4 separate regions of the Homo sapiens genome follow, and all the other regions are linked to region 3. The links are chromatin contacts, found by Hi-C or POLR2A ChIA-PET in ENCODE. All regions are on one chromosome and are shown on one strand. The core of a region is the stretch at or near the end of the contact, and the rest is flanking DNA. Distances in the headings are between cores, read along the strand shown. Region 1 overlaps APBB1IP (amyloid beta precursor protein binding family B member 1 interacting protein). Region 2 overlaps APBB1IP (amyloid beta precursor protein binding family B member 1 interacting protein). Region 3 holds the start of RAB18 (RAB18, member RAS oncogene family). Region 4 holds the start of BAMBI (BMP and activin membrane bound inhibitor).

What was found. A loop is a pair of places that touch in the nucleus more often than their neighbours do. ChIA-PET counts read pairs that join two places held with the same protein, here RNA polymerase II (POLR2A). Pooled maps may share reads with other maps.
Region 1: a map of CD4-positive, alpha-beta memory T cell shows a loop between it and region 3 (9-fold over the local background). The contact joins the enhancer-like site here to the promoter of RAB18 in region 3. A Hi-C loop is called at or near these places in 1 of 168 maps with a recorded cell type or tissue (CD4-positive, alpha-beta memory T cell) and 3 of 50 pooled maps. POLR2A ChIA-PET finds 5 or more read pairs at or near these places in 1 of 52 experiments (BJ).
Region 2: a map of naive thymus-derived CD4-positive, alpha-beta T cell shows a loop between it and region 3 (4-fold over the local background). The contact joins the enhancer-like site here to the promoter of RAB18 in region 3. A Hi-C loop is called at or near these places in 1 of 168 maps with a recorded cell type or tissue (naive thymus-derived CD4-positive, alpha-beta T cell) and 7 of 50 pooled maps. POLR2A ChIA-PET finds 5 or more read pairs at or near these places in 2 of 52 experiments (OCI-LY7 and activated naive CD4-positive, alpha-beta T cell).
Region 4: a loop to region 3 is called in a map of CD8-positive, alpha-beta T cell, with 6 times the contacts of the local background. The contact joins the promoter of BAMBI here to the promoter of RAB18 in region 3. A Hi-C loop is called at or near these places in 2 of 168 maps with a recorded cell type or tissue (CD8-positive, alpha-beta T cell and naive thymus-derived CD4-positive, alpha-beta T cell) and 10 of 50 pooled maps.

Annotation. Positions count from the first base shown.
Region 1 is chr10:26,452,696-26,460,392 of GRCh38, forward strand. All of the region lies in intron 2 of APBB1IP (amyloid beta precursor protein binding family B member 1 interacting protein), which reads left to right. Among named protein-coding and RNA genes, the nearest start is that of APBB1IP, 18 kb to the left of the region's middle. Within about 2 kb of position 4,501, at least 3 of the 41 ENCODE cell types and tissues checked have a DNase peak (open chromatin) inside an H3K27ac peak, as active enhancers do.
Region 2 is chr10:26,479,423-26,486,777 of GRCh38, forward strand. The region is part of intron 2 of APBB1IP (amyloid beta precursor protein binding family B member 1 interacting protein); the gene reads left to right. Among named protein-coding and RNA genes, the nearest start is that of APBB1IP, 45 kb to the left of the region's middle. Within about 2 kb of position 1,694, at least 10 of the 41 ENCODE cell types and tissues checked have a DNase peak (open chromatin) inside an H3K27ac peak, as active enhancers do; they include OCI-LY7, where a contact is called at or near this core.
Region 3 is chr10:27,500,636-27,507,720 of GRCh38, forward strand. RAB18 (RAB18, member RAS oncogene family) reads left to right here and starts at 3,669. Exons shown (of 7, transcript NM_021252.5): 1 at 3,669-3,802. The coding sequence starts at 3,735. LOC124902399 (a long non-coding RNA gene) reads left to right here and starts at 3,810. Exons shown (of 2, transcript XR_007062097.1): 1 at 3,810-4,089; 2 at 4,344-4,457. RefSeq lists enhancers at 3,365-3,634, 3,745-3,804.
Region 4 is chr10:28,672,896-28,680,562 of GRCh38, forward strand. BAMBI (BMP and activin membrane bound inhibitor) reads left to right here and starts at 4,626. Exons shown (of 3, transcript NM_012342.3): 1 at 4,626-5,078. The coding sequence starts at 5,003. RefSeq lists silencers at 4,094-4,653, 5,379-5,523.

The DNA of each region.
Region 1 (7,697 bases), core at 3,251-5,750, 1.0 Mb before region 3:
GGGGGTACAAGTGTAGATTTCTTACATGCATATATTTCATCCTGGTGCAGTCTGGACTTTCAGTGAACAGGTCACCTAAATAGTGAACATTGTACCCAATCGGTAATTTTTCAACCCTCCATATTTTGTAGCCTCCAATGTCTATTTTTCCACTCTGTATAGCCATGTATACTCATTGTTTAGCTTCCACTTATAAGTGAGAACATGCAGTATTTGAATTTCTGTTTCTGAGTATAACTCCTACTATTCTTTTTAATTAAGATATACTATCTTCATTTAAATATTTTACATTATTCTTATTATGCATTAATACTAGCTAGCATATATTTCATTTTAAGTGCCAGTGGTGGTGCTGTGCCAGTACTAAGAGAGTTGAGGTATAAATATTGCTCCTGTAATGTGGCTGAAGAGATTAAAAAATGTCTATAAAGAGATAAACAAGTCATAAAGCAGGTCATGAACTGTCAAAGTCGTGATTCTGATGCTGCCAGAATGGAGCTGTAGGTCTTGAGTTGGCTTTGTGTAGTGGGTAGGACTTATCTGAGTGGAGAAATGGCACAGAGGTAATGGCAATGGTGTGTTTACAGGAGGAGAAAAACTCCTTTCACTGTAAGGCAAGGTTTAATGAGAAGAAGATGGAGATGAAATTGGAGTGGTGTGCTGGGCATGGACTGTGGATGAGCCCATCCTATGAGATATTTGCTCTGAGCTGGGAGACATGAGGACAGCCTGCATACACAGTGACAGTGAGGGTGGGACAGGGCTTTCCTGCCAGGTCCCTGCTCCTCGACTAGAAGCACTGGCCTTCCTCCTCCATCCACTCATTCATCTCCTGCTTGCCTTTCTCTGATGACGTGGACTTGCCAGATTTGGTGTTTGTCCCCTCTGGACCTAGAATTCTCAGATATCCTACTGACCTGGCCATGGAGACCACTAGTGTTCCTCTGGGCTATAGCACAGACTCTAGCCCTCCTGAAAAAGGCCTCAAGGGACAGTTGCCCCTGGCAGATACTGGCCAATAAGCACAGGAAAAAAATGCTCAACGTCACTAGTCATAAAGGAAATACCAATCAATACCACAATGAGTACAACCACTATGGAGAACAATTTGAGATTTCCTTGAAAAACGATAAATAGATCTACCATATGATCTAGCAATCCCACTGCTGGGTGTATACCCAAAAGGAAGGAAATCAGTATATCAAAAAGATATCTGCGCTTCTGTGTTTGTTGCAGCACTGTTCACAAGATTTGGAAACAACCCAAATTCCATCAACAGGTGAATGGGTAAAGAAAATATGGTACTTATCCACAATGGAGTACTATTCAGCCATGAAAAAGAATGTTATCTTGTCATTTGCCACATGGATGGAACTGGAGGTCATTATAAGTAAAAAAATCCAGGCACAGAATGACAAACATGGCATGTTCTCACTTATTTATGGGATCTAAAAATAGAAACAGGCCCAGTGCAGTGGCTCACGCCTGTAATACCAGCACTTTGGGAGGCTGAGGCAGGTGAATCACTTGAGGTCAGGAATTCAAGACCAGCCTGGCCAACATGACAAAAGCCCATGTCTACTAAAAATATGAAAATTAGCCGGGCGTGGTGGTGGATGCCTGTAGTCCCAGCTACTTGGGAGGCTGAGGCAGGAGAATTGCTTGAACCCAGGAGGCAGAGGTTGCAGGATTGCAGGACTTTATTCTGGCTGCTCAGGAATCTGATGGGACAAGGAGCTGAGATCGTGCCACTGCACTCCAGCCTGGACGACAGAGTGAGACTCTGTCTCGAAAAAAATAAATAAATAAAAAATAAAAATAAAAACAATTGAACTCATGGAGGTAGAGAGTAGAAGGATGGTTACCGAGGCTGGGAATGGTAGCTGGGGTGGGGGAGATGTGGGGTAGTTAATGGGTCCAAAAAAACCAGAAAGAATGAATAAGACCTAGTATTTGCTAGCACAACAGCATGACTATAGTCAATAATAATTTAATTGTACATTTTAAAATAACTCAAAGAATATAATTGGATTGTTTGTAACACATAGGATAAATGCTGGAGGGGACGGATACCTCATTCTCCATGATGCAATTATGCATTGCACGCCTGTATCCCGTACATATATACACCTATGTACCCACCAAAATTAAAAATTAAAAACAGAGTGAGATACCACCTCACATCCATTAGCATGGCTATAATCCAAAAGAGAGACAATAACAGGTATTGATGAGGATGTGGAGAAATTGGGAGGGCTTTGAATGGCTCTCCACAGTTTGACAACACATGATGAAGCAATGAGGGAACAATTTCATTTTTGATGGCTGTCTCTGCTCAGAGGCTGTCTCTGCTGCAGGACTCTATTCTGGCTGTTCAGGAAATGGATGAGACAGGATGCTGAATGGAGTTGGGTAGTTCTGATTTTTTGCCAAGAGGCAAATGAGAGGGATGCCAGGAAAAACAGTATATGATATTGCTCGGCTAATTTAAATATAAATATGGGCCATGGAGTAAAGTACTGTGAGTGTATCATTAAGAAGGAAAAAGTCAGGCCTGGGCACAGTGGCTCACGCCTGTAATCCCAGCACTTTGGGAGGCCGAGGCGGGCGGATCACAAGGTCAGGAGTTTGAGACCAGCCTGGCCAACATGGTGAAGCCCTGTCTCTACTAAAATACAAAAAAGTTAGCCAGGTGTGGTGCGGGCGCTTGTAATCCCAGCTACTTGGGAGGCTGAGGCAGGAGAATTGCTTGAACCCAGGAGGCAGAGGTAGCAGTGAGTTGAGATTGCATCACTGCACTCCAGCCTGGGTGACAGAACAAAAAAAAAAAAGAATAATAATAATAAGAAGAAAAACGTCTTTGGGGATGCTCACGTTAACTTAGTAAAGTTACGTGGTTACTGTTATGTGAAACACATATAAAATACATACACTTCCCGAAGTTGAATTTTACACTATGTCTGCTGATTCAGCTGTTTAGAGTTTTGGGGGATTTCTTTTTTTTTGGTTTGTGGTTCCAAGGCCACAGCTTTGGAAAACAGTGTGTCAATTCTTCAAAAGTTAAATACTTACAGAGTTACCATATGCCCCAGCAGTTGCACTCTTAGGAGTGCCAAGAGAAATCGAAACATACATCCACACAAAAATGTGCAGGCAAGTGTTCATACCGGCATAATTTGTATTAGCTGAAAAAATGGAAACAACCCAAATGTCCATCAACTAATAAAAAGAAATGAAGTGTCAGCACATATTACATTTTGGATTGAACTTTGAACACATTAAGTGAAAGAAGCCAGACACAAAAGACCACATTAATGTATCATCCCATTGATAGGAAATGTCCAGAATAGGCAGCTTTATATAGAGAGGAAGTAGAATAATGATTGCTAAGGGATGGGGAGAGGAGGAGTGAACGGATACAGGGTTTCTTTTATAGGAGAAGAAAATGTTCTAAAATTAGATTGTGGTGATGGTTGCACAACCCTGTGAATATGCCAGAACCATTGAATTATACACTTTAAATAGGTGGATTGTTTCATTTCACCTGCATGCAAGGAGCTGCTCTATCCACGGGAAAATGGATGCACTAGGTGCAATTTGCACTCTGGGTTCAGTACATTAAGTGAAAGCCTTTGGTGTGCCTAGGAATTATAGGGAAAATAGCAGTGATAGCAGCGGAGTAGATTTTAGGAGAGAACAGGATGGATGTCTGAAAGATGAGGTTGGAGGGGTTGATGCGGGTTGGACTATGGAAAAATTTAAAAGCCACCTTATGGAGTTTATATTAAATCCTATGGACAGTAGAGAGCCACTGAAAAGTTTTGCTACTTGAAAGAATATGACAGAACTGGGTTTTAAGAAGAAAACTCTGGTGGCATTATAGAAGCTGATTTAAGAAGCAGAGACTGTGGCGAGCATCTGTATTCCCAGCTACTCAGGAGGCTGAGGTGGGAGGATGGCTTTTGTCCAGGAGGTTGAGACTGCGATGAGCCGTGATCATGCCACCGCACTCCAGCCTGGGTGACAGAGCAAGAACCTGTCTAAAAAAAAAAAAAAAAAAAAAGGAGAGACTGTTTGAGCCTGTGTAGGCATATGAAAAATAATTACAAAAGAAAAGAAGGAGAGATTGGAGATAGGAAGATGAAAAGTAAGCTGGGGGCAGAATCCTGATAAGATGTGGAAGACCTGTACTAGGATGGTAGCTGGGGAAAGTGTGGGACAAGTTCAAGGGCATTAGAAAGGCTAAACTGACCAGACAAACTGATCATATTTGGGACTTCCAGAATAGGTGATGCTTCTGAGAAGATTGGCTTAGTGAAGGTTATTGGGCTATAGGTCAAGATAAATGTAGGCTGGTTTTTTGGGTGTTTGTTTCTTTAGCAAGAGAGGGATACTATCTGAAAAGAGGAGTCCTTGTGTCCAAGTGGCTCCTTTTAGACACTCACAGCACAGGAGCTAGGCTGTGCTTGGTCATTGCAGATGTTCATAGCCATCAAGTCAGCCCACCTGTGTTTCTTCTCCGAGCCTTGTCTTCCCTTTCTCTGGTCTGCTTTTTCAAATTCTAATGTACGCTTCTTTTTCAGTTCCCCAATTTCTGGTAACTATCGCATTTGAATTTTTCTTTTTTAAGAGACAGGGTCTAACTCTGCTGCCAGGCTGGTCTTGAACTCTTGGCCTCAAGCAATCCTCCTGCCTCCGCCTTCCAAAGTGCCAGGATTACAGGTATCAGCCACTGTGCCTGGCCTCACCTTTGATTTTGGTATCCTTTACCCAGACATCCAGTCGCAGCCTCACTTCACTGCACTGTTCAACTCCTAACTCAGTATCTGATTTTCATCCAGGGTTTCTCTGTGCTGACTTTGTCCCCAGTTCCCAAGATAACATCTGGCTTAGATCTCCCTATACCAAAACCTATACTGGTAAGCCAGGGGACCTGGGAACAGGCTGAAGAGGAGGCTGGAAGGAGGCCATGTTGCATTTAAACCACCGGTAGGGCTGCCTGGTGGAAATGCTCTCTATGCAATGGGAAGTATAATTGCAGGGCTTAAAAATGAGGAGGGAGAGGAAGACACAGATAAGTATGAGTTTTCTGCTTCCCTCTGAAGCAATATCTATAGAGATTAGATAACAGGAATAAGTATAATACCAAACAAAGATCAGGGAAGATTTATCCTAAAGATAATCTGGATCATAGCTACAATGACTAAATTATTTGCTCTGAAAGGGTAAACTTGTTACCACCATTCCTTCAGAAAACACTTAAAGCTGGGTCTTTATTGGTATTTATGAAATCTGGATATTTTTATGGCCTGACTAATACCTTTGTCAAGCCCTTGGACAGCAGAGAAGTTGTATGGAGCCGAAAGTGCAAGGACTTAATGAATGATTTCTTGAAAGTATTACTGAAACTCTCTGGATGTGGTGTCTCATGCCTGTAATCTCCGCACTTTGGGAGGCCAAGGTCGGTGGATCACTTGAGGTCAGGAGTTTGAGACTAGCTGGACCAACACGGTGAAACCGCGTCTCTATTGAAAATATAAAAATTAGCTGAGCGAGGTGGCATGCACCCTTAGTCCCAGCTACTTGGAAGGCTGAGGTGGGAAAGTCGCTTGAACCTAGGAGGCGGAGGTTGCAGTGAGCCAAGATCTTGCCGTTGCACTCCAGCCTGGGTGACCAAGCAAGACTCTGTCGAAAGGAAGGAAGGAAGGTAGGAAAAGGGAAGGAAGGAAGGAAGGGAGGGAGGGATGGAGGGAGGGAGAGAGGGATTACTGAAAGTTTTTCTGGAAAGATCCATGAACACCTGACCAAAAAATTAACAAAGCTAATTTTCCAGTATCACTTTTTTCTCTCAGTGTCTACATCATAACAAACCTAAGTTGTATCTTAATACATTATTTGCCTTTTATATCAGAGCATCACTGGACCATTGTAAGGCAGTAGTAATAAGTTATTAATGATAAAATAGGTAACAAACAAAGACTATAATATGCTATCATCAAAAAATTAAGGCCATATTTCACTTCATGTTTTAGATTCTGGTAGGATTTTAAAGCACCAAATTCTTTGATATTTTTGAATATACTTTCACTAATTCTATTATTATCTACTTTATTCTTATTTACTGTTCTGTTTTAATTATTGTCTGCTTTCATTACTTTTTTCTCCAAAATTTCCTCTGAATTTGACTTTAATTAAATTGTGTATAAGTGTGTATTTTCTTTACTGTGGTTATTTTCTTTTCTTTTCTTTTATTATTATTATACTTTGAGTTTTAGGGTACATGTGCACAATGTGCAGGTTAGTTACATATATATACATGTGCCATGCTGGTGTGCTGCACCCATTAACTTGTCATTTAGCATTAGGTATATCTCCTAATGCTATCCCTCCCCCCTCCCCCCACCCCACAACAGTCCCCAGAGTGTGATGTTCCCCTTCCTGTGTCCATGTGTTCTCATTGTTCAATTCCCACCTATGAGTGAGAACATGCGGTGTTTGGTTTTTTGTCCTTGTGACAGTTTACTGAGAATGATGATTTCCAATTTCATCCATGTCCCTACAAAGGACATGAACTCATCATTTTTTATGGCTGCATAGTATTCCATGGTGTATATGTGCCACATTTTCTTAATCCAGTCTCTCATTGTTGGACATTTGGGTCGGTTCCAAGTTTTGCTATTGTGAATAGTGCCGCAATAAACATACGTGTCATGTGTCTTTATAGCAGCATGATTTATAGTCCTTTGGGTATATACCCAGTAATGGGATGGCTGGGTCAAATGGTATTTCTAGTTCTAGATCCCTGAGGAATCACCACACTATCTTCCACAATGATTGAACTAGTTTACAGTCCCACCAACAGTGTAAAAGTGTTCCTATTTCTCCACATCCTCTCCAGCACCTGTTGTTTCCCGACTTTTTTATTTTCTAGGTAGTTTGATATTGTCCTTTTGAAATTTTCTTCTCTGTTTCCTCAGCTGTTAAGGAAAATGTTTTCTACTTAAGGAGTTTTTTTTAAAATTTGTTTTAGCCCTTATTTTTCATTTTCATTATTGTTGTATCTTGGTCAGAGAATGTGGCTATTTCTCCTTTGAGAAATTTATTTACATTTTCTGGCACATAACTAGTTTTCAACAAATAATTTATAAGCTAAGCCTAATTTTTACTCAAATCCCCTATAATATATTTATGTCTTTCCCCTATTAATCAGTCAAATATAGAAATTAAATTTATTACCATTGCTAAGGTCATAATTTTGTAAGCCAAATTTTTACTATTATTTTCTATTTACTTAGTCTTAAAAATAATTTGTATAAACAAAATAATGTATTTTTGCTTGGAAAATTTAATGATGACTCAGTTCTGAACCAAGACAAATAATGCTAAATTCTTAATTACAGTTCTTGCCTCCAGAGAAATAAAGAAAATAATTAGCTGATGACAAGAATAACACTCTCTGTAAAGTTACTGAGCACAGTAACAAATAAATAAACAAATAAAACACCCTTCTTAGGAATAATTATCATAAAATTTGCTAGTCAGAAACAATACATGAAGGATACACTGTAGTTTGCATCTTCTTTTCCCTAAGAATTTTTAGAGTCATTTAGAATTTTAGAATGTAGTCAAGAAAGACAAAGAATTTGTTGCAATGCACTTGTCCATCTCAAATTGTCCTCCTCACATTGACTCCCCAG
Region 2 (7,355 bases), core at 444-2,943, 1.0 Mb before region 3:
CAGCAATAATTTATAAAGTGTATAATTTATAAAGTGTATTTGTTATTAATCACTAGAGATCACTGAACCCAAAAGGACTTAACTGTGATACTTTACTGTGAAAAAATAGTTTTCACTGCCTAAAATGAAACTCTTTATTTTACAGCATTATTAGAATATGCAAACATTTGAAAAAAAACAATAAAAATAAAAATTGACACGTAAGTGTATATATCTAAAAAGCAACATTGTAATCTTTATGATGATTAAATAACTTGCTGATGTATTTTTGCTACGCTTTTGGCTGCATATTCTTTTACCTTCTCTTCCTATAGGGAATAAATTTGAAATACAATTTTCTGTATAGATGATTTAGTGTCTCCTCCAGCATGGCTGATCAAAATTAATTTTTAGGATTGAGAGTTGAGAAGAAGTTGACTTTTGCTTGACAGCTCTAGATGGTAATGCCTCCTCTGTAACTTCCTCTGTGGTTTCTAGCTCTGGCGGTACTTCTTGCCAGTGAACAAGGCCTCAGAGAAGTGCAGCCTTTGTTCTTACTAACATGGCACCCTGTGGCATCCAAAGGCCCAGGCGACAGCTGGACTGTTTGGCCAGGACCACAGAACCATCAGTTCCCACCACCCTCCCAAATCCTGAGCTGGAGCTGGGGGTGACATAAGGTAGCCAGGAAGCTTGGATCAAGGTGACCCCGGGCAAGGAGCAGAGCAGAGCGTTTCCTTCAGATCTTCTCCTTGGATTGGGACATGAGATCTAATGTCCACGAAATGCATCATGGGAGGGCTTTTGCTGGACTCCAAGTAAAGTGGAGATAGTGCTGGTAGTCGCCTGACCCCACTCCAAGACCTAGGAACCCTGACCCAGGTGACCTCCCAGCAACAGAACAGTGTTGTGTTGTGTGCTGCTGCTGGGGTGCCAGAGGAGACATGTGGCATCAGAAGGGTCCTGCAAGTGAGAAGCCCTGAAATGTAAGCTTCTTTGTTGGCTTCAAGGTACATTGGCCTCTGTGAGGAGGAAAACCAGGAAAGAAAACTGTCAGGAAAGCCAAGTGAAGAAAATATTTCCAGGAGGGAGTGATCAATAATATTAAAGGCTGTATAAGATGCTGACTGGGAACTAACCATTGGATTTCACAACAGAGAGATCATTGGTAATCTCTTCTTTCAAAATAACTTTAATATTGGAATGGTTGAGCTGCTTCTTTTTTTTTTTTTTTTTTTTTTTTTTGGTAAACATGGGATTTCCCCATGTTGCCCAGGCTGGTCTCTAACTCCTGGGCTCAAGTGATCTGCCTACCTCGACCTCCCAAAGTGCTGGGATTACAGGCATGAGCCACCATACACCACAGATTGTTGGTAATCTTGGCACACAGTTTGGTGACATAGTGCAAACAAAAGTCCAGTTGAGATAGATTCATGAGAAAATAAAGACAAGTAGGGGACAGTGAATTGACCTAACTATTCACAGGACTTTTGTTTCTAAAAAGAAATGTTCATGATTTTTATTTATTAATACAACATGATAAACAGAGTATTTTCTATTTGTATCTCTTCAAAAAATTCTAAATTGCATTGTCCCTCTGGTTTTAGGTCACAGTAGGTCCTAAATACAAAAGCAGTTCCCCATTCCTTATATAGACACCCAAAGTAGAAAAAAAAAGGGAACTTAAAATAATCTAGAGACTTGGCACTCTCTTTCCAACCCGTGGGCATCCAAGTGAAACTAGTCTACAACTTGTCTCCCAGAGCTGGAGGCCAGACAGACAGATGGAAGTGGGGATGTTGGGTTCATATGTGCTGACCTCTGTTGTCCTGTGTCAAGTGTTCTTGCACTTGAGTCCTGGGGAACATTTTTGGGTGTTGTTCAGTTCTCTCACTTTTTTCTAACTGAAGCTTGACTTAGCAGAGTGTCCCCACCTTGTCCCACCCACTTATTTCCAAATTGCTTTGATTTTATGCAAAACATAAATTTTTCACTAACTTTATGGTTTGCATAAAATCACAGCAATTTGGAAATAAGCACATTTAAAAATTGTATCTTTTATTTTTTGTTTTGTTATTTTTGTTTTTATTTTTTAATTTTAGAGACAGGGTCACACTTTGTCACTCAGGCTAGAGGGCAGTAGTGCTGTCATAGCTCACTGTAGCCATGAGCTCTTGCGCTCAAAGGATTCTCCCACCTCAGCCTCCTGAGTAGCTGAGACCACAGGTGCGCACCACTATGCCCAGCTAATTTTTTTGGCAGAGGGGATAGAGATGGGGTCTTGCTATATTGCCCAGGCTGGTTTTGAACTCCTGGCCTCAAGTGATCCTCCCACCTCTGCCTCCCAAAGTGCTGAATTTCAGGTGTAACCCACCGCACCTGGCCTAAATCATATTTTTTAAAATGTGGTAGCCCATCTCATTACGTGTGTGTGTGTGTGTGTGTGTGTGTGTGTGTGTGTGTGTGTCTTTACTGCAAAATTCTAAGACTTTTCAAAGCACTCTCTTAGTATTTTTTTAAATTACTGAAATAAATCATTTCATTTAATGATTAGTTTTTTATTTAAAATGTTATTTACAGGTAACTTTTGCCATGACAATATTGCTTACAAAAGGACCCTGTTGTCTTGGCTGTCCCTTCTGTGTGACCCTACCTATGTATATACACATGTCCATATGAATTTTGTTTGTGACTCACTGCATATTAGTCTGAATTGATCATATGACCACAGTCATTGTCCTTTTGATTCAGTAACTACTTGCTAGCCTATTAAGATTTTCACCGATCTCAGGGGTACAGTGCAAAGTTGGTTAAGTTGGCCCAAGAGGTTTCTTCACCTTAGTTCTCTGTTGAGTGAATTATTTGATATAATCCGTAACTTTAGAGATGCTTCTGTTTCCTGTTTTACGCTACACAGAAGCCTCGGCTTCCCCTTTCTCCTCCCTCAAACGTTGCAAGAACCTTTAACCATATGCTGTGTTATTCTGTGAACCACTTCCTCTTGATAAAACGCTTTCATTGCATTTTGAAAAAATACAACACTGAAGGAATCAGGTAAAATTCAATATTCTAAGTTATTTTCAATCACACTGTACACAGGTGACTTCACAGTTTCCACCAGCATTTGCGAGCATCCGAATTCTGTAGTGCGTATTTCATCCTAAGGGCAATCCCATTCATAAGCTTTTTAAAATTTTTTTCTCCTCTTTTGTATCTGTAGTTGTAATATGTCTACTGATTTATTTCCTAGAAAAAAATGTTGCCAGATGGTTTCTAATTAAAAAATAATAAAAATATCAAAGCAAATTGATACTTGGAGAGCCTCAGATTTTTGAAACTTATTTCTCATCAATTCCAGTTCTATTTTAGTTTTGGCAATCTAGTAATAAACTCAAAACACTGTAGGGTAAAAAAACAACAGTCCCTGTAACTCCAGCACTTTGGGAGGCTGAGGCGGGCTGATCACCTGAGGTCAGGTGTTTGAGACCAGCCTGGCCAACATGGTGAAACTCTTTCTCAAGTGAAAAAAAAAAAAAAAAATTAGCTGGTCATGGTGGCCGGTGCCTGTAATCCCAGCTACTTGGGAGGCTGAGGCAGGAGAAACTCTTGAACTGGGAGGTGGAGGTTGCAGTGAGCCGAGATCACACCATTGCACTCCAGCCTGGGCAACAAGAGCAAAACTCCATCTGATAAAAAAAAAAAAAAAAAAAAAAAAGCAGTCAATACTAGGATACAAACATTTTTCTTTAACTGTCTTTAACATAGAAAGATGTACAGTATGCAGATAAATTCATTGAAGAGAAGAAATACAGCTGAGGAAAACCCACACAGAAAAATCTTCCAGAAATTTGTTTAAGCCTCCAATCATGTCTGGGATCAATAAATATTTGATGACTGACTTACTTTGTGTAAACTCGATCGATTTACTTATCTCTGGATGCCTCAGTTTTCTCATCTAAGATGAATATAAAAGTGTTTTCATTTCACCTAGGGTGTGAGGATGGATTTAATCAGTCAATGCACGTAACGCACCAGGACAATCCCTGGCATGGAATGAGAACACCTAATAGTTATTCGCTGTTATTTTTATTATTATCAGGCAGGTAGAGAGCAAGGGGAGATTTCTCTCTCTCTCAACCCCAGCCATGCACAGAAGCAATTGAGTGAGGAGTTTTCTTCTTGGTAGACAGACAGGTAGCAACTTCTCTGGTTAATACTGAAGGCTAATTCTAACCTTCCTGAACTTCATTGACTGTGTCTCATTTTAATAATTGCAAAGTCATTTTTATACCTCCTCTGTTGTTTCATTTTTTTATCATTATTTATTTTGAGTCAGGGTCTTGCTCTTTTGCTCAGGCTGGAGTGCAATAGTGCAATCATGAGTCACTTCAGCCTTGAACTCCTGGGCTCAAAGAATCTTCCTGCCTCGGCCTCCTGAATAGCAGGGACTACAGGCGCATGCCAATATGACTGGCTAATTTTTTTATTTTTTGTAGAGACAGGGTCTTGCTCACAAATATTCTGTTTTGTCTTTTCTTTTCATTCTCAGTGCTCTGAAATTTTCATTCTGTTATTGGTATTAGTATCTTAGTCCAAGTAAAGACTAAGCATAACTAAAAGTACAGCTGAAACGGTGAAATTTGCAACCATTCAAATTAGCTTAGACAACCCGTGAGTTTGTAATATCTTAATACGGTGCTATAAGAAATATAAGAAAGCAGGGTTTTGACAGATAAGCTCCTTATAAAAATGTAAATAATATGAGTTTCTTCATTGTATTGACACTTGCTGCCACCGAAAACATCAACTCTGTAAACCCAAAACTTGATAATCACAAGAAGAGAAAAATCTTAACAAGTTTTTTATTTCATGCAGAAGTTGTTAGGACCACTTGTTTGTTTTGTTTTGTTTTGTTTTGTTTTGAGATGGAGTCTTGCTCTGTCGCCCAGGCTGGAGTGCAGCACGACCTCAGCTCACTGCAAGCTCCGCCTCCCGGGTTCAAGCGATTCTTGTGCCTCAGACTCCCAAGTAGCTGGGATTATAGGTGCGCACCACCACGCCCAGCTACTTTTTTGGTATTTTTAGTAGAGACAGGGTTTCACCATGCTGGCCAGGCTGGTCTCAAACTCCTGACCTCAGGTGATCCACCTGCCTCGGCCTCACAAAGTGCTGGTATTACAGGTGTGAGCCACTGCACCAGGCCTTTTTTGAACTTACATGAAAAATAGTGTATCCTTTTATTTGTTTTCTGTTTTATTAAAAAATTCCTATATAAACAATTGTATTATTACATATTTCACTTAATATATAAAATAGTACACTTTTATGACTAAATCTTTTAGTTTTAAGTGCATCAAATAATCCCTTAATTTAATACCATTCTGCTCAAAATTCAGTTTCTAGCATGAAATTGTAACACATTATTGTTATAACAAAGGGGTACACATGAAATTAGTTATATGATGTGAATTAAGAAATAATTAAGATAGAAAACATAAAGTGTTTTTATTTACTAAATGATGATTAACCTATTACTTGAAATGTTAACTGACTTTAGATTGAATTAGAAAAGAAGAAAAGTCATTGATACTGTCACTCAAGTTGCCTCAAGTTGCATGGTAGTTATCAGAATTTTTCTCAAGGCAACTAAAATTTTTGGTTTGAAAACTGATTCAGGCCTAAATAGATGTGAGCCCCAGTGAAAGTTTTGTTTACCAACAAAACACATCTGTGTGAGTATCAGTATTTACTCACCTGGAAATAGCATTGGAAAAATAAACAGTGTTATAGTGAATGAGGTTCCACAAACCTGTACCTATAGCAGCAGCTTAGAAACAGACTGTTTAACGGCTCTGATAGTTCTCGGAACCATGTTATTTGGCAGTCTCTAAGGACTGCCTGGCCCTGGAATGTGACATTTCTGAGTGTGTCACACCAGGAGCCATGTAGAACATGTAGCCAGTCAAGTGAGAGAGAACTTTCTATGAGGCTTGAGATCTGGACTCTAGCCCAGTTCTTCTCATTAGTCTGGGAAGCTACTTAATCTCTCTGGGTTTCCAACGACGCATTTCTGAACACAAACATCAACAAGATCTGATTCTTACTTAATAACAACTCCCAGTTTTCTAAGAGATTCTATAACGATAACAAAAAGAGTGTGATTCAGTGTGGCAAATGCTGATTGCAAATTCATGCTAAGTATTTTTGGCTATTTTGTTTAGATGTCACAACAAGCCTAAGAATTAGGCATTATTGTTTTCCTTATTTTATAGACAAGGAAACTGAAGTCCAAGGAGATTAAATACCATGTCAAGTTGGTTGTTAAGGCCAGGATTTACTGACATGTTTACCAAGTGCAGTAGATAGCAAATCTCTGCTGGGAATGAAGATACCATTAAAGTGTTAGCATGACAGCTGGATTTTGAATGATCAGTAGGATTTTATGAAGGAGATATGCACAGAGGAGGATATTATTTAAAGGGAATAGCATATACAAAGACAAAAAGAGTTCTAAAAAGCCTGTTCAGAAAACATCAAGGGTCCTGAGGCCAGGCCTGGTGGCTCAAGCCTGTAATCCCAGCATTTTGGGAGGTGGAGGTGCGAGGATCACTTGAGCCCAGGAGTTTGAGACCTGCCTGGGCAACATAGCAAGACCCTGTCTCTGCTAAAAATAAAATAAAATAATGTAAAAAAATATAAATAAATTAAAAAATAAAAGGCCCCGAATGGGACAAATTAGGAAGGACTTTGAAAGACACGCTGAGTGCCTGAACGCTCTCCACTTCATCATAAGCAGCCAGGGAAGATTTTTAAACAGGAGAGTGACACATTCACATTTGTATTTGCAATTTGCAGCAACGGTGGTGGTGAATATTGATGGGGAGTCTGGAAGGCTGGAGGCTGGGTGAGCTGGTGAGGTGTCAACTGTGGCTTGATAGAGAGAATGAAGGCAAGGAGAAGCCTTCTACAGGAAAAGCCAACAGATTCCTCGACCGACTAGATGGAAAAATGGGAGGAGTAAGGGACTATGCCAAGGGTTCTAAGTCAGACTGATATGTGACTAATGGCCTTTTACCAAGTTAAGGCGCATGGGAAGAGAATGCATGAAGGGGAGTAGTGAGTCGGAGCTACTTAGAGGGAAATGCCTGGGGGATGTTGAGCTGGCTGTGTTTAGGCAAGCTACTCTGACCGATGCAATAAAGGCCGCCCTCATCCAGGTCCAAAATTCCAGATTCCATGGCTGGAATTGCTGATCTTCACGGCATCCCAAACTGCATGCAAACTGAGTTAAATGTGTGAGATTAACTCTGCCGTCGATATAAACATATGTCCTGTAAACCATATGCATCACAGTACTTAGGATAAATGTTTAAAAG
Region 3 (7,085 bases), core at 2,419-4,918:
CTACCTTTTCCACAGAATTTACTTCTAACCCTTCTCTCAAATCCCCAAGCCTTCACCCAAATAATTAAACAACGAAATGAACTCCTCTTTAAACCAGGCATGGTATAATGTGCCTGTAGTCCCAGCCACTTGGGAGGCTAAGGAAAGAGGATCTTTTGAGCCCAGGAGTTTGAGTCCAGCCTGGGAAACATAGTGAAACCCTATCTCTAACGACAACAACAACAACAACAAAAAGTAATCTCTTCCTTGACTGCATACCAAAGCTCCTGTGCATATCAACCGAGGCAAGGAGAAGCAGTACCTGGAGAGGGTGGGGGTTGTTTCGGAACCTCAGCTCAGCCAGGGGCAATGGAGCTGGGGGCGGAGGTGGCAATGCTGTATGACTTCTCTCACTACCAACTCCTAAACTCTAGCCACAGACGCCTGTTACACTTGGACCCAAGCAGTCCTACATAAGCCATGAGTCACAGTGCTCATGTTGGTACCTGTTCACAGAATGTGAGTTCTGCAAGCAGCATTTCTCTTATCTTCATTACTGATGCCGAAGGATGGAGAAAAGTCAAAGGCCTGAATCTGTTTTTTTCTCTCATCTGTTGTCTATCTCTGGGGCTGCCCACTGTAGGCATGTTACTGACAGCAACATGGGATGGGCCTTCTCCATCACATCTCCAAGTGGTTTCGCCATTTCAATTTCTTCCTACATACTGGGCTTGCTCATTGCTCATCCCAAACTTCAGGTATTAAGAATATTGCCATAGACATTCCTTTATGAGGTGATCATATATTTGGATATGGTAAAAATAATTAATACTAGAAGATGGATCCACAGGGAAAAGGGCAGTCAGTTATGTCTGAAACCTAAGAAAGGATTTGGCTGTGTTTTCCAGGGATGTAAGGATAATAGTATATAGAAGAGAACACCTAGGCCAAATTGTTGGTTAGAACACCTAGGCCATCTCCTTGGTTCATTTTTTTAGTGTCTTGCTATCTGTCCTGAATCTTGGAACCACTGCTCTAAAAGAGGTCTGAAAAATTTTGCCTTCAAGGCTCACCTTTACATAAAATTCACTATGGCTGAAACGAAACTCATATTCCTTCTTGTTTCTGTCTTGGGTTTTCTCTCAGATTGGTAGTGCCGAGGCTTGAAACATTAGAGAAATGTTCGATGTTTTTCTTTCCCTTTTCTTTCCCCTCTTCTTCACTAAGCATGGGACAGTTATTCATTGTGTCTTTTAAGTACATCTCTTTATTGCCAGCCCCCATGTGGGGATGTCTTGGCAGTTGTGTATGTTGGCCTGAACCTCAGGAGAAAAATCTCAGCCAGAGATGTAAATTCGGGAGGCCGAGGCAGGGGGATTGCTTGAGCCCAGCAGTTTGAGACCAGCAACATAGCAAGACCCCATCTCTAAAAAAATGTTTTAAAAATTAGTTAGGCGTGGTGATGCATGCCTGCAGTTCCAGCTACTCAAAGGCTGAGGTAGGAGGATTACTTCTTGAGCTCAGAAGTTAGAGACCACCCTGGGCAGCATAGCAATATCCCATCTCTTAAAAAAAAAGAAAAGAAAAGAAAAGAAAAAGAAAGAGAGGAAATGGCCAAGAGATGGAGGAAATCCAAGAGAAAATGATATTGCCAAAGTACGTCAACAGTATTACAGGTTGCAAGAGATAGCCCTGGATTTATTGATGAAGTTTTTGTTTTTGTATTTATCTTGGTGTGAATAGCACAGTGCAATGGTTCTCACACTTTTTGGTTGTACAAATTATAGTATACTCTTAAAAATCATTGAGGACCTGAAAGAGCTTTTGATTGTAAGAACCCCAAAGAGATTACATCTCTTATTTATCCTACTAGAAATTAAAACTGAGAAAATTTCAAACATGTTAATTTACTTAAAAACAATAATAAACCTATTACCAGTTAATAGAAATGTTTATGAAAATAACTACTTTAAAACAGAACAAAATTGAGAACAGTGGCAATGTTTTACATTTTAGGAAATCCCTTTAATATCTGGCTTAATATCATAGAAAACCAGTAAGTTCACATATCTTGTTCTGCCTTCAATCTGTTTTGCTATTACATGTTATTAATATATAGCCTCTGGAAAACTCCATTATATTATCATCAGAGAATGTGCATGAAAAAATAACATATTAACTATGAAAATAGTTTGATCTTGCAACCCCCCTGAAAGGTTTTCAGGGATTTCTAGGGATCTCGGGACCCCAGGGCAGGAGAGCTTGACAATACTGTGAACCTCATAAATAAGATCTTTTTGTCATAATGAAAAGTAAGCTAGATAGACTTGACTGAAGTTTCAAGGGCTATCTGATGAGAAGTGGAGGTTGTTTCATTGACATTATTCTCTAAGGTTAGGAATGGACTCTACAACATTCATTCAATTAATTCATTCAGCATACATTTATTTAGCACATATTATGTGCCATGAAGTACTCTAGATACTGAAGACATACCAGTAGACAAAACAAAATATCCTTGCCTTCATGAGACTTCTAATAAAGTAGTAAAATATATAGTGTATCAGAGAGTGGTTAAATCCTATGCAGAAAAACAATGTAAAGAGGTCTAGAGAATGCTGGAGGGATTTGCATATTTCAGTAGAATGGACAGGGAAGGCCTCTTTAAGAATGCAACATTTGAGCGAAGACCTGAAGGAGGAGAAGCCATTGGGATATCTTTTGAAAGGGCTTTTCCAGCTATTTAACAAATTAATTTCTTAACATTTGAAATTTTATTTATATGTAGTCTTTAATCAAATATCCATTGTATATGACATTAGCTGCAGGTATAAGGAAATAAGACAAGAGAACTGAGGTTTATTGAGTGCCTGCCATGTACCAGGCACTGTGCTAAGTATTATGAATGAGGTTTGGTACCTTCACTAAGATTTACAACTTAATGCAGGAGGCAAGGTGTAGACATACACTTCCTGCAGTATGGGTGTAGCAGTTCTTATGAGGAAGGAGAGTTGACTTGAAGTTGCACCGCCAGAAGTAATGCACCTGACCTACCTGAAGTCTACGCCTCCCTTTCAAGATGAATTAGGGTGCAGAGGGTGCTCTCCACTATAACAGAGGGGAAGCCAGCAAGATAATACCTGATCACACCTTTTATAGAGCACTTTGGTTAACAACATGTCTTCACAAATTAACTCACTTAACCTTCATAACAATAAGAAGCAGATGTTCTAAGAAGTGTTACTGTGTCTCTCAGAGATGGAGAAAGGCTAAGAAAGCTGGGTAGTATGACAAGGCAGTTATAAGGTAGAGCTGGACCTAAATTTAAGATAATCTGCTTCAAGCACAGTGCTTTTCCCACCGCAGTGCAGCTGTTATGAGCAGCTGCCGAAATAAAACAGCTTGATATTCTCCTGACTGAGTCCTCCCACTGACTCAAAAGGAGGGTTAGGTTGAGGCTGGGGCGGAGCTAGACCTCAAGAAGAAGCCAACAAAGTCACACACAGCGCTCCCCACCTGCGCTTGCGCAGGGGAGGAACACGCAGTCCGGAAAAACGCCGGGGATTCTGGGTCGCGCAGCCGTGGAGCTACCTCAAGGCGGAACTGGGGAGTCCAGGGCTTCGGCAGCCTGAACACCCGGTGTGAAAGGAAGGTGGCAGACGTGGAGCGGCGCGCATGCGCAGCAGCTCACTCTGCTGAAGGGCTGAGAGGCGCACCCGGGCGGCCAGCTGGGCTCGGAGCGGAACGGGGTCAGGATGGACGAGGACGTGCTAACCACCCTGAAGATCCTCATCATCGGCGAGAGTGGGGTGGGCAAGTCCAGGTGAGGCGGAGGTGCGGGTCGTGACGAGGGTGGCTGGGCTCTTTCTGCCCCGGTGGCTGCTGTCTCCTGGGCCGCGACGGGAACTGTAAACTGCAGCGGCGGGCTCGGGCCGGCTCCGCTCGCGCCCTCCTCGGCCTCTGGGCCGCGCTCTCCCGCGACGTTTGCTTTCCTCTCCCCACCCGCGCCTGCCTGGTTCCCGGCCTTTGCCAGGCCCAAGTTCTCTGGGTCGCTCTCCCTCCTGTAGCGCCGAGAAAACACCATTCCGAGGGCCGCCGCTCGGCCGGCAGGTTTGCTGCGCGGAGCTCAGGGCGTGGCGGGCTGGTTTGGGCCCGAATCCGGCCGGGGGCGCCTTGCCTCGAACCTCTCGGGGTTCAGGCTGCCTGCCACCCCGAGACCCGGGAGACATAGCTTTCCCACTTGAGGGTTTCTGTGGGGCCTTCTCTAAATACATAATGTCCTCGGGAAGTTTCGTGACGCCTTAGGTCCCATTCCTGGCCTGTTTGGGCGCAGCTTAATGTCGATTCTTTTACTTTTTTATTAGTCGGCTGTGAAAGAACTGGATCTTGTGACTGCTGGAAAATTTCGCTTTAGTGTAAGGTCCGAGTGCTTCAGCCGTGGGCCACCTTTGAAAATAAAATGTAATTGTTATTTCTCATTTTGCCACATCCTGTGGAGACAGAAGATTAGTGTTGTGCTTTCATTTTTTACTTTTTCCTTGGGGAAAATAATATTGACAGTGGAGTTGAGTATAAGGTAAGACATGGATCTAGGTGGATGTTGCTAGAGGGCTGTGATTTCATCCAGGTCTTGGAAGAGAGTTCTCCAGCTGATGTCATTCTTGCCATCTGATTATGAGTAGGTTATGTTCAAGGCCGTCCTGATCCTTAAACCACATTTGCACTCCAGGGGCTGTAATCAGTTTCATATTTTAGCTATACCTTCTGATACACGTATCTTTCAAATAATTTTTTGTATTTCATAAATTGAAATAGCCTTAATTCTACAAACTAGAATGAAAGCTCTCCTCAAATAACTTGTAAAAGTCACTTCATAAAGTCTTACTTTTTAAAAGCTTCTTCAGAATTTGAAAGCTTATGTAATATATTCTGATATTATTTACTTATTTATTTATTTATTTTTTGAGACGGAGTCTCGCTCTGTTGCCAGGCTGGAGTGCAGTGGCGCGATCTCGGGTCACTGCAACCTCCGCCTCCCGGGTTCAAGCGATTCTCCTGCTTCAGCCTCCCGAGTAGCTGGGACTACAGGCGCGCACTATCATGCCCAGCTAACTTTTGTACTGTTAGTAGAGATGGGGTTTCACCATGTTGGCCAGGATGGTCTCCATCTTTTGACCTCGTGACCCGCCCACCTCGGCCTCCCAAAGTGCTAGGATTACAGGCGTGAGCCACCAGTTTGACAACACATTTTCATAGTGTTCCTCATGTAATGTCCTCTGTGTCTACTGGAATGAAGGATTTGCACATACCAAGGAATAGAATAATGAAATACTATGAGTTAGCAAACCAGCATGATTTGTCTGTGTGTGTGTAAAAGGCATGAGTAAAATTATTTACATGATCATCTATTATTGCACATACATATTTGAGTGTTAAAAAGTTAAACGTTGTCTTAATAGGAATTTCACAGCCTTGTGATCTTTCTTTTTCTTTTCTCCTTTTTTCCTTGAGATATCGTTCTCATTTAAGTTCAGGCATATGAAATTAGTGTTTTTGAAGTCAAGAATGGTTGGTTGTCATTTCATGTAGTTCAACCCAATACATGGTTGGTTAGCACTTTTTCTAAATGTATTGCATGGATGACAAGTTAGGGTATGTTAAAATTTTCTGGAAGGTTAACTGGAGTATATAAACAAAATTCCTCTGCTCTACCCGCTGTTTTTTTGAGACAGGGTCTTATTCTGTCACCCAGACTGGAGTGCAGTGGCATGATCATAGCTCACTGCAGTCTCAATCTCCTGGGCTCAAGTGATCCTCCCACCTCAGCCTTTTGAGTAGCTGGACTATAGGCACGAGTCACCATGTCTGACTAGTGTTTTTTTATTTTTTATAGAGAGGAGGACTCACTGTGTTGCCCAGGCTGTCTCGAACTCCTGAGCTCAACAGATCCTCCTGCCTTGACCTCCCAAAGTGCTAGGAACATAAGCATGAGCCACCACAACCGGCCCTACTTCTAAAATTTTTTTCATAGATGGGATTTTCCTATGTTGCCCAGGTGGTCTCCAACACACAGGCTCAAGCCAAACTCCTGCCTCATACTCCTAAAGTGCTGGGATTACAGACACAAGGCATGACACCCAACCGAGGTTCTCCTTGTAGAGTAAGGCCTGTTAAGTGGATTTATCAGTCTCCCTAGTTCATGCCACCGAAACAAAGAAACAAATTTACCGTGGGCCTAATCTGTTTTAAACTTTTTCCTCAATACGTAGCAATGGATTATCAACTGCTCGATGCAGGATTTTGTCACTTTATTTCTTTTGTGAAAGGATTACATATAGTGAGAAAGTTGTCTTATTTGTCTAGCTAGATATACATTATTGGCCTGTGTGATATGCTGTGGAAAACAATCTTAAACACTCTGGATAAGATGAGAATAAATGACTCCACTGAAATAGAAGTCTATGCCTTTTAAAGTGAATTAGTACAAAAACATTTGCTGTGGATATGATCTTAAAGGATTGTTTTAACCAAGTTTGTTTCTATTTCATTACAGAGCTGGAGCTAGTGGAAGTGAGATAGCACTTGTGCTGTTGGGGAAAACAAAGGATATGTTTAATCCGAATTAGTGGATTACTTTCTAGTGATTTCATAGTGTTAGAGTCTAAAGGGTATGTGATAGTAGTCAGGAGATCAGGATTATGAAACTGGGGCTGCCACTTGTGTGACCTTGTGTGTGATACTTGAATGCTGTAGGCCTTCATTTCAAAAGCGAGGGGGTTGGAATAGAAACCTCTCAGACCCTAAATGTGTAAGACTCCAATTCTGTGGCTAGGCCTGGTAAGGTAAAGAGTAGCAGAATATATCAAGAACTGGAAGGGATTAGAGAGACCTATTATCTAAATTGCTGTCCCTCCTTTGCCCCTTGCCTTCCCTTTTTTTTTTTTTTTTGGTGAATTTCATATGTAAATTTAAAAAATGCAGATTAGTTATAATCACACTCTGTTTATTATAAATTTGGTCACATCTAAGTGCCATGGTGGTAGTTACTCCTTCCATCTCTACTTCTGCATGGGAAACATTTTGCTCCTTTAACTTTGAAAATATGA
Region 4 (7,667 bases), core at 3,376-5,875, 1.2 Mb after region 3:
CGGTGCTTGTCAATGACCAGTTAGTAGTAACCATACCATAAGCCTATTTTGTCCATACCACAAACCCCTCCTAAATTAATCTTTAGTGTGTCTCTCTTCCTTTTAATTAAGCAAGTTGACTAACGATGTACTATAAATGTTTTATTTTTATTTATTTATTTATTTATTTGCTATTATGTTCTGGCCACTGTCATTGTTTTTATTTCATAATAATTCCTGAGAAAATAACTAACTATATAGTATTTGTTTTATCATTTACAAAGTATCAAGACACACATTATATTTGATGTGTGAGTTCAAGCCATGAAATAAAATGCCAGCCAAACGTGCATATCTTCAAATATTTAATGCATTTTAACGAGATTTATGGACACAGGTTATGAAGAGAGTACACCCTAAGTGAGGTCATCAATGAACAGAATTCTTGTTCTTATCCTTGGTATTAAGGGAAGAACTTCTGATGCGCTTTTCTCAGATTGTATAATCTTCCTTTGTTCTATCTGGTCACCTAACAAATAAGCTCCTATTCTGCTATGAATCCCTTAAACACAAATAACTCTCTGATAAGATAGTCAAGCTCACACCTGTAATCCCAGCTACTTGGGAGGCTAAGGTGGGAGGGTCACTCGAGGCTAGAAGTTTGGGACCAGCCTGGGCAACATAAGGAGACTCTGTCTCAACAAAAAGTATAGAAATTAGCCCCATGCAGTGGGGAGCACCTTAGCTACTTGGGAGGCTGGGGCCAGTGGTTCGAGGCTACAGTGAGCTATGATTGCAGCGCTGTACTCCAGCCTGAGTAACAGAGGGAGGCCTTCGTCTCTAAAAAAGCAAAAAAAAGCAAGTAACTCTCTACTCTCCCATTCACAATTTAGTGCCATTTAGTTACATGTTTAGCCTATAATTTCAAAGACATCATTTAAAATCTTTAAAACATCTATACGGCCAGCATGGTGGCTCACACCTATAATCCCAGCACTTTTGGAGGCTCAGGCAGGAGGATTGCTTGAGCCCAGGAATTCTGAGACCAGCCTCAGTAACATAGGGAGACCACCATCTCTACAAAAAAATTAAAAAATTAGTCGGGCATGGTGGCTCGCGCCTATATATATACATATATATCTCCCATGGATAAATTATATCTTGAATGCTGTTTGAAGGTAATAAAAAACTATTCTACTGTTTAACGGTTTCAGTTAGGTCTAGAATCAGTTTTCTGTTCTTGGGTATAGAGAGCTTGTTCCTAGGTATTTTCGGAATCCCTTTGTAGATGTAAAAAGAATTTTGGTCGTTGATTTCATTTCTTGCTTTAAACTTCAAAAGGACAGTAGATTGTACTATTTTTTTTCCCTCTACTTATCAACCTACATGTAGGAAAGTAATAACTGAATTATGTGCAAAGCATAAGTAAAATTCTCTAGAGAAGCAATTTTCCTTAAGAATGTTAAATTGAATTAAAATTGTTGCCTATTCTCTCAACTATTGATATGGCCTTATGATTGACACATTATCCCTAAACTGATTTTGATATTCTACATTGATTCAAACACTCTGATTCATTTAGTTGAAAAGTCCATGTCTTCCCCAGAACCATTAGATAAAGTGCGGACTTGTTTCTCTTTAATTTCTGGTCATTTAGAAAGTTTGCCCATTAATAATAAAAACAAAATAGTTGAAATCATTGTCTAAAAAATGGATCCCAAGTTCTTATTCAGAATTGGACTTGGAACAAAAAAATATATACAACCTGGAGTGCTCAAAGTCAACATTAATTCAATAAAATACAAATATCTTAGTTTGGTTTCTTTGGGTTGCAAGGAAAAGAACCTTAAGTAAAAAGGGGACTTTATTAAGGTTACTGAATTAACCTAAGGACAAGAAGTGACGCTGAGTGCCTGGAAATCCATTTGGATTTATGTATTTGCCACTTTGCATATCTTCATTATTTTTCTTCCTCTGCAGACAGGTGGACTACAGCTGCCCCAAAGCAAAATTTTTATGTCTCCCGTGAAATGACCTCAAGGGACTGAGCAGCATGTCTGCTCAAAGACACAGAAGAGAGAATCTAACTGACCTAACCTGGGTCATGTGACTAGCTATGGCCAGAGATTAGGAGATCAGAGTCTCCTAATCAGGTTGCCAACGCCCACTCCGGGAAAAGGGACATTCTCTGACTTGGGCTGGGAGACACTCAGAAAGTGTCTACTAGAATGCAACTTTCACCAACACATTCCCCAGACCTCTTCCATTAAATATTTATCTGTATCAAAGGGAAGTATAGTTCATTTCTGATACGTCTCTGTTCACTTCTTCACATTTTATGCTGCAATCACAAAGACTTGCTTGTCATCCCAACTACCTGTTCGCTGCTTACCACTCCTACTCACCTACACAATCATATTTCATGCCTAAGTCCTGTGGTCCTCTGTGCTTGTAATGGTCTTCTTCCAATCCTTAATGTCATTGCTTCTAGACTTTACCGGCTCTCTTTACCTTCCTAGACTAGTTAACCTCTTTCTTTTAGGCATTGTAACATCATGCACATAAATCTCCATTATTGTCCAGCTCCATTGTTTTGAGATTTACTATCTAGTTTCTGACATCTTTATACCCCCAGACATTGCAAGCCTCGCCTACGGTGGGAGGCCAGGTTGAACTAACATACCCTGAAAGTTTCCTTTTAGCTAATAATTGACTCTAAAAGAGAGTGTAATCATTACATAAAAAGTATTGTCCTCTGGGCGCGGTGGCTCACGCCTGTAAATCCCAGCACTTTGGGAGGCCGAGGCGGGCGGATCACGAGGTCGGAAGTTCGAGAGCAGCCTGACCAACATGGCGAAACCTCGTCTCTATAAAAATACAGAAATTAGCCAGGCGTGGAGACAGGTGCCTGTAATCCCAGCTACTCAGGAGGCTGAGGCAGGAGAATGGCTTGAACCCGGGAGGCGGAAGGTTGCAGTGAGCCGAGATCGCGCCACTGTACTCCAGCCTGGGCGACAGTGCCAGACTCGTCTCAAAAAAAAAAAAAAAAAAAAAAAAAGTCTTGTCTGCATAAAACCCTTACAATTGTTAACTTGTCAAGGTTCTAGTAGCCAGGAAGTTCTAATCAAACTCGGCCCCAGGACTGCCTTGTCAGCACGCCCCTTGAGAAACTTTTCTGAGAAACCTGCTGTTTACCTGGTGCCCTAACCAGTTTAATTTTCTTTTAAAACTTCTACTGGATTTCTCCTTCTCTCCTTTTAGATGCAATTTTGATCTAGAGAAGTAATGGTCTGAGCATCAGTTTATGAAATTATTTTATTTTTCTGCACATAAACATTATTTTTCAAAGACAATTTCATTAACTACATCCTGCAGCTCTGCAGACTTTCAACAACTTTAAAAGGTTAGGCGTTTGAGATATGTTCGCCTTGACTTTCAGTCCTCAAGACATATGTACATTTTTCTTAGTCTCAAAGCTCATGTCTGCACTCTAGTCCTAAAGGATTTGTCTTTATAATTCTCACCTTAGCATGAAATGTGCTTCTCTTTCTTTCCTTCCCCACCCCCCACCCCCTTTTGACATATCCGGTAGGGAAGCTCTGGCAGATTCTCAAGAAGAATTTTGCAAATGGTCGACTTTTGTTCATCTCAGGTTTTGGAGGGAGAGGATAAAAGAACATTCCCTCAGATAATGAGTTTTAACCTTAATTCCTTCCAAAGCGGAGGGGGAAACAAAACTACAGCAAGACCACCTTGAGTACCTTGGGAAGGGCAGCCCCGCGATCCCTAATAAATGAATTAGCATCTCAAGGAGGAGATCACTGCGGGGCTGATATTGATCAGGGTCAGCCGGCGTGTTTGCCAGCCATTGTTTGGGGGGTGGTTAATTGAGTGTCAGTCTCGGCCAGTGTCGTCTCGTTGGCGCCGGGTGCTTTTGGATTTGCTAATTTTCGTTAAGTGTCTCTAGCCCGCTACTCGTCCCGCGTACCCGGGAGAACCTAGCGGCTCCTAACGGATCAACAGTCAGTCTGTCTGGGCTTTATTGATCCCATGGCGGGCAGCTCGAGGCGGACACGCTGAGGGGGTGGGGGGCGAAGGCTGAATGCAGACCCCAGCGCTGGGCCGCCTCCCCCGGGCTCCCACCCGAACCCTCCTCCGCCACCTGCACAGGCCGGGGCATTGTCACTCGCCCCTGGGGGTTCCAGAAAACGCAGTGCGGCCGGGGAGGACGACCACACGGACCCCCTGCGTGTTTCGGGGGGCACCCAAAAGAAGCCCCGCGCTGGGGAACGCTGACCACCCGAGGCTGAGCCGTCAGGGTCTCGGAGGCGGGTTCCCGAGCCGGTCCCGGGGCTGGGCTCCCCCGGCGCCTCGCGAAGGTCACTGACGCGCAGGCCTCCGCAAGGGGGAGCGCGGGAGACGGCAGCGCACCAGCCGGGCGCCCCAGCCGGGCGCCCCAGACGCCGGCGCCGCTCGGAGCCGCCGGGCAGGTCCCCCAGCGCTCGCGTCTGGGCCCGCCCCCCGCTGCGGGGCGGATTGACAGGAGCCCGGCGGCCAATCGGACGCCGTGGGGCGGGGCGAGGCGGGGCGGTGCAGGCCGGCTCCCGGCGCGGGGCGCTATTTACGGCGCGGAGCCGGAGAGACCTGGGCTGGCGCGGGCGGGAGCTGCGGCGGATACCCTTGCGTGCTGTGGAGACCCTACTCTCTTCGCTGAGAACGGCCGCTAGCGGGGACTGAAGGCCGGGAGCCCACTCCCGACCCGGGGCTAGCGTGCGTCCCTAGAGTCGAGCGGGGCAAGGGAGCCAGTGGCCGCCGACGGGGGACCGGGAAACTTTTCTGGGCTCCTGGGCGCGCCCTGTAGCCGCGCTCCATGCTCCGGCAGCGGCCCGAAACCCAGCCCCGCCGCTGACGGCGCCCGCCGCTCCGGGCAGGGCCCATGCCCTGCGCGCTCCGGGGGTCGTAGGCTGCCGCCGAGCCGGGGCTCCGGAAGCCGGCGGGGGCGCCGCGGCCGTGCGGGGCGTCAATGGATCGCCACTCCAGCTACATCTTCATCTGGCTGCAGCTGGAGCTCTGCGCCATGGCCGTGCTGCTCACCAAAGGTGGGTGCCGGGGGCGCACGGGGCCCGGGGTCCCGTCCTCGCCGCGGGGCTTTGGAGCCGGCTGCAGAGGCTTTGTTAGCGGCAGGCGAGGCTCCCTCCTGCGCCGGAGCCGCAGGTCGCGACAAGTTGCTGTGTTCTTAGAAGTCGCGGCGGTGGCCTGGCGCGTGGATGCGGACTCCGATCTAAGGGCAGGCGCTGATCAGAGGGTCCTCCTGGCTCTGCCTGCGGGGAGCGGCGCGTTTGCAGCCCAGCGGGGAGCGGGGCCGGAGTCTCGGCCTCGACGCCGCCGCTTCCGCACCCTGGGGGCTCGGGCGGCCGGGAGGAATCGCAGATCCTGGCCTGTAGCTGCCGCGTGCCCTCAGCGTGTCTGTGTGAGTGCCTCAGGGTGTATTTCTGTGAGTGTGTCTCTGAGTCTCAGTATCCCTAAATGCATTTTTGTGTCTCTGAGTGTCGTTGTGTTTCTGAAAGTGTGTCTGAACCTCTGTATCACTCAGCGTATCTCTGTGTCTCTTTGAATGTATCTCTGAATGCATTTCTGTGTCTCTTTCTGAGTCTTTGTGTCTCTGAATGTGTGAGTCTCTGTATCTCTGATCTTGAGTGTGTCTTTCTGAATGCATTTCTGTGTCTGTCTCTAAGTGTCTTTGTATCTCTGAATGTGCATCTGAGTCTCTGTGTGAGTGTGTCTCTGCGTACATCTCTCTGTGTGCGAGCGAGTGTGTGGGTCTCCCTGAGAGTTTAGGTGTCCGAGGTGTGCAGAAGTGTGTGTTGTGTTGCTTTTCAGCAGCCGGGAGGAGTAGGCTCTGTCAGCGTCTCACTGCCACTCACCTCATATTTTACAAACAGGACCAAAAAAAAAAAAAAGGCAGCGGGTCAGTTTCTTCTTTCCTCTGCAGGCTTTCACCTTTTAGAAAGAAATAACCCGAACTGTCTCCGAATTTCAAGGTTCTCCTCACCTCCCTGCTGTGAAATCTACCTACTGTTCTGTGAACAGATAATTTTTTTAAGTAGGAAGCAGTTTAGTCTTTGCAGCCCCCTACTTCTCTTTAATTGCTATGTAGCAGGCATGAGGTTAAAGCATAAGCTAGCCCAGCGAGGATGATGTGCTACAGTATTTATTTATTTTGGAAGGAAGGGTGTAATTAACCCTAAATAACAGCCCTTGTGGCTTGCAGAGGGGAGCCTCCTGGCCCTATCAAAGGCGGGCAGAACAGGGAGGGACTGAGGCTGACATGAAGTCACAGATACCGAAACTATGTGCCTGATAATGATATAATTAGGGGATCAGAGATTTCTGACGGCTGCGGACTTCAAAAGCTTTAAAAGAAGCCAGCAGTCTCTCCTGTAGCCATCTTGACTAAAGCAGACATTTTTGTTTAATCACTACATACAGTAACGAGAAGGGGACAGAAACAGAAGGGCATTGTTCCACAGTTTCAAAATACCAGTCCCCTTTCTGGCCTTTTGCATGCCACAGGAAGAAACTTTATGAACGACAGAAATATAGTTTTAATACAGTGGTACAAAAGTCCATTCTCCTTGCTTAAAATGTGGCTCCAATTAAAAAAAAAAGGTAGTTAGAACTTTCCCAGTTACCTGTCAAAATTTTATTAGGCTGTTTTTAGGTCATTGAAAATAGGCTCTCATAAACATTTAAGCAGCATTTTACTTGTATTCAGTCTTCCTTTTCTGTACAAGGTCTGAAGCTAATAGGGTCAAAATGGGCTTTTAATCTGTTTTATTTATACTTTAAATCTATATATGGAATTTGTCAAACTAGGGATATGTAGTCATCACCCCAGAAGACTGGTGAGCTTTATGTGGAAAATAAAGTGAGCTTGGAGGGAGGAGGAGAAAGAGCAGAGAAGTGGTTCTGCAAAGCAAGGTTCTTACTTGAAGCAGAGAAGGAACTTGGGCCCAACCAGTGCAGATTTAGGAGCAAGACCCCTAGCTTTGGACTGTTAAGGGTTGCCAAAGATCTGTGTTTAGCGGGCTGGTTTTCCTTAGAACCGAAGCATTAGCAGCGTCCGGTGAAAACTGAGCATACAATACCGTGGTCTGGAATTTGGACAGATAATTAAATGAGACACCTTACTGGGGCGTTCAGAGAGAGGGGGAAGAATAAAGGTAAGGGTGGGAAGAGGTTTGTAAAACAGCAGATCCCGGTGTTTAATTTCAGAGTGGAGGTTTCGGATCTTCAGACGGGAAACTGGAAGAGGCGTGTGCATTAGTTTAGTTTACTCGCTGTGGCATGTGACAGCGACCAGGGTCCACTAGGTGGATATTGTATTAGTGAGAACTTGAAGACCCAGATTATTTCAACGAGAAACTGATATTAAAGCCTCCAATCTTGCCCTGCGACAAAATGTGAACGGAGCCATGCAACTCACAAAATAAGTTTTTATAAAGGAAACTTTTAATCACTTCCTGTAGAAAATTTGAGGTTTCCTTAAGGATTTTTCATTCAACCAGCAGAGGATTTTCAGTTTCAGTGTTTCCCCTTTTAGATCACATGTCGAATTACATGTAAAACTTGTGAGGAGGAGGAGGAGAAGTTAGCCTTGCAGTTTTATACTCCCCCCACCTTTTATG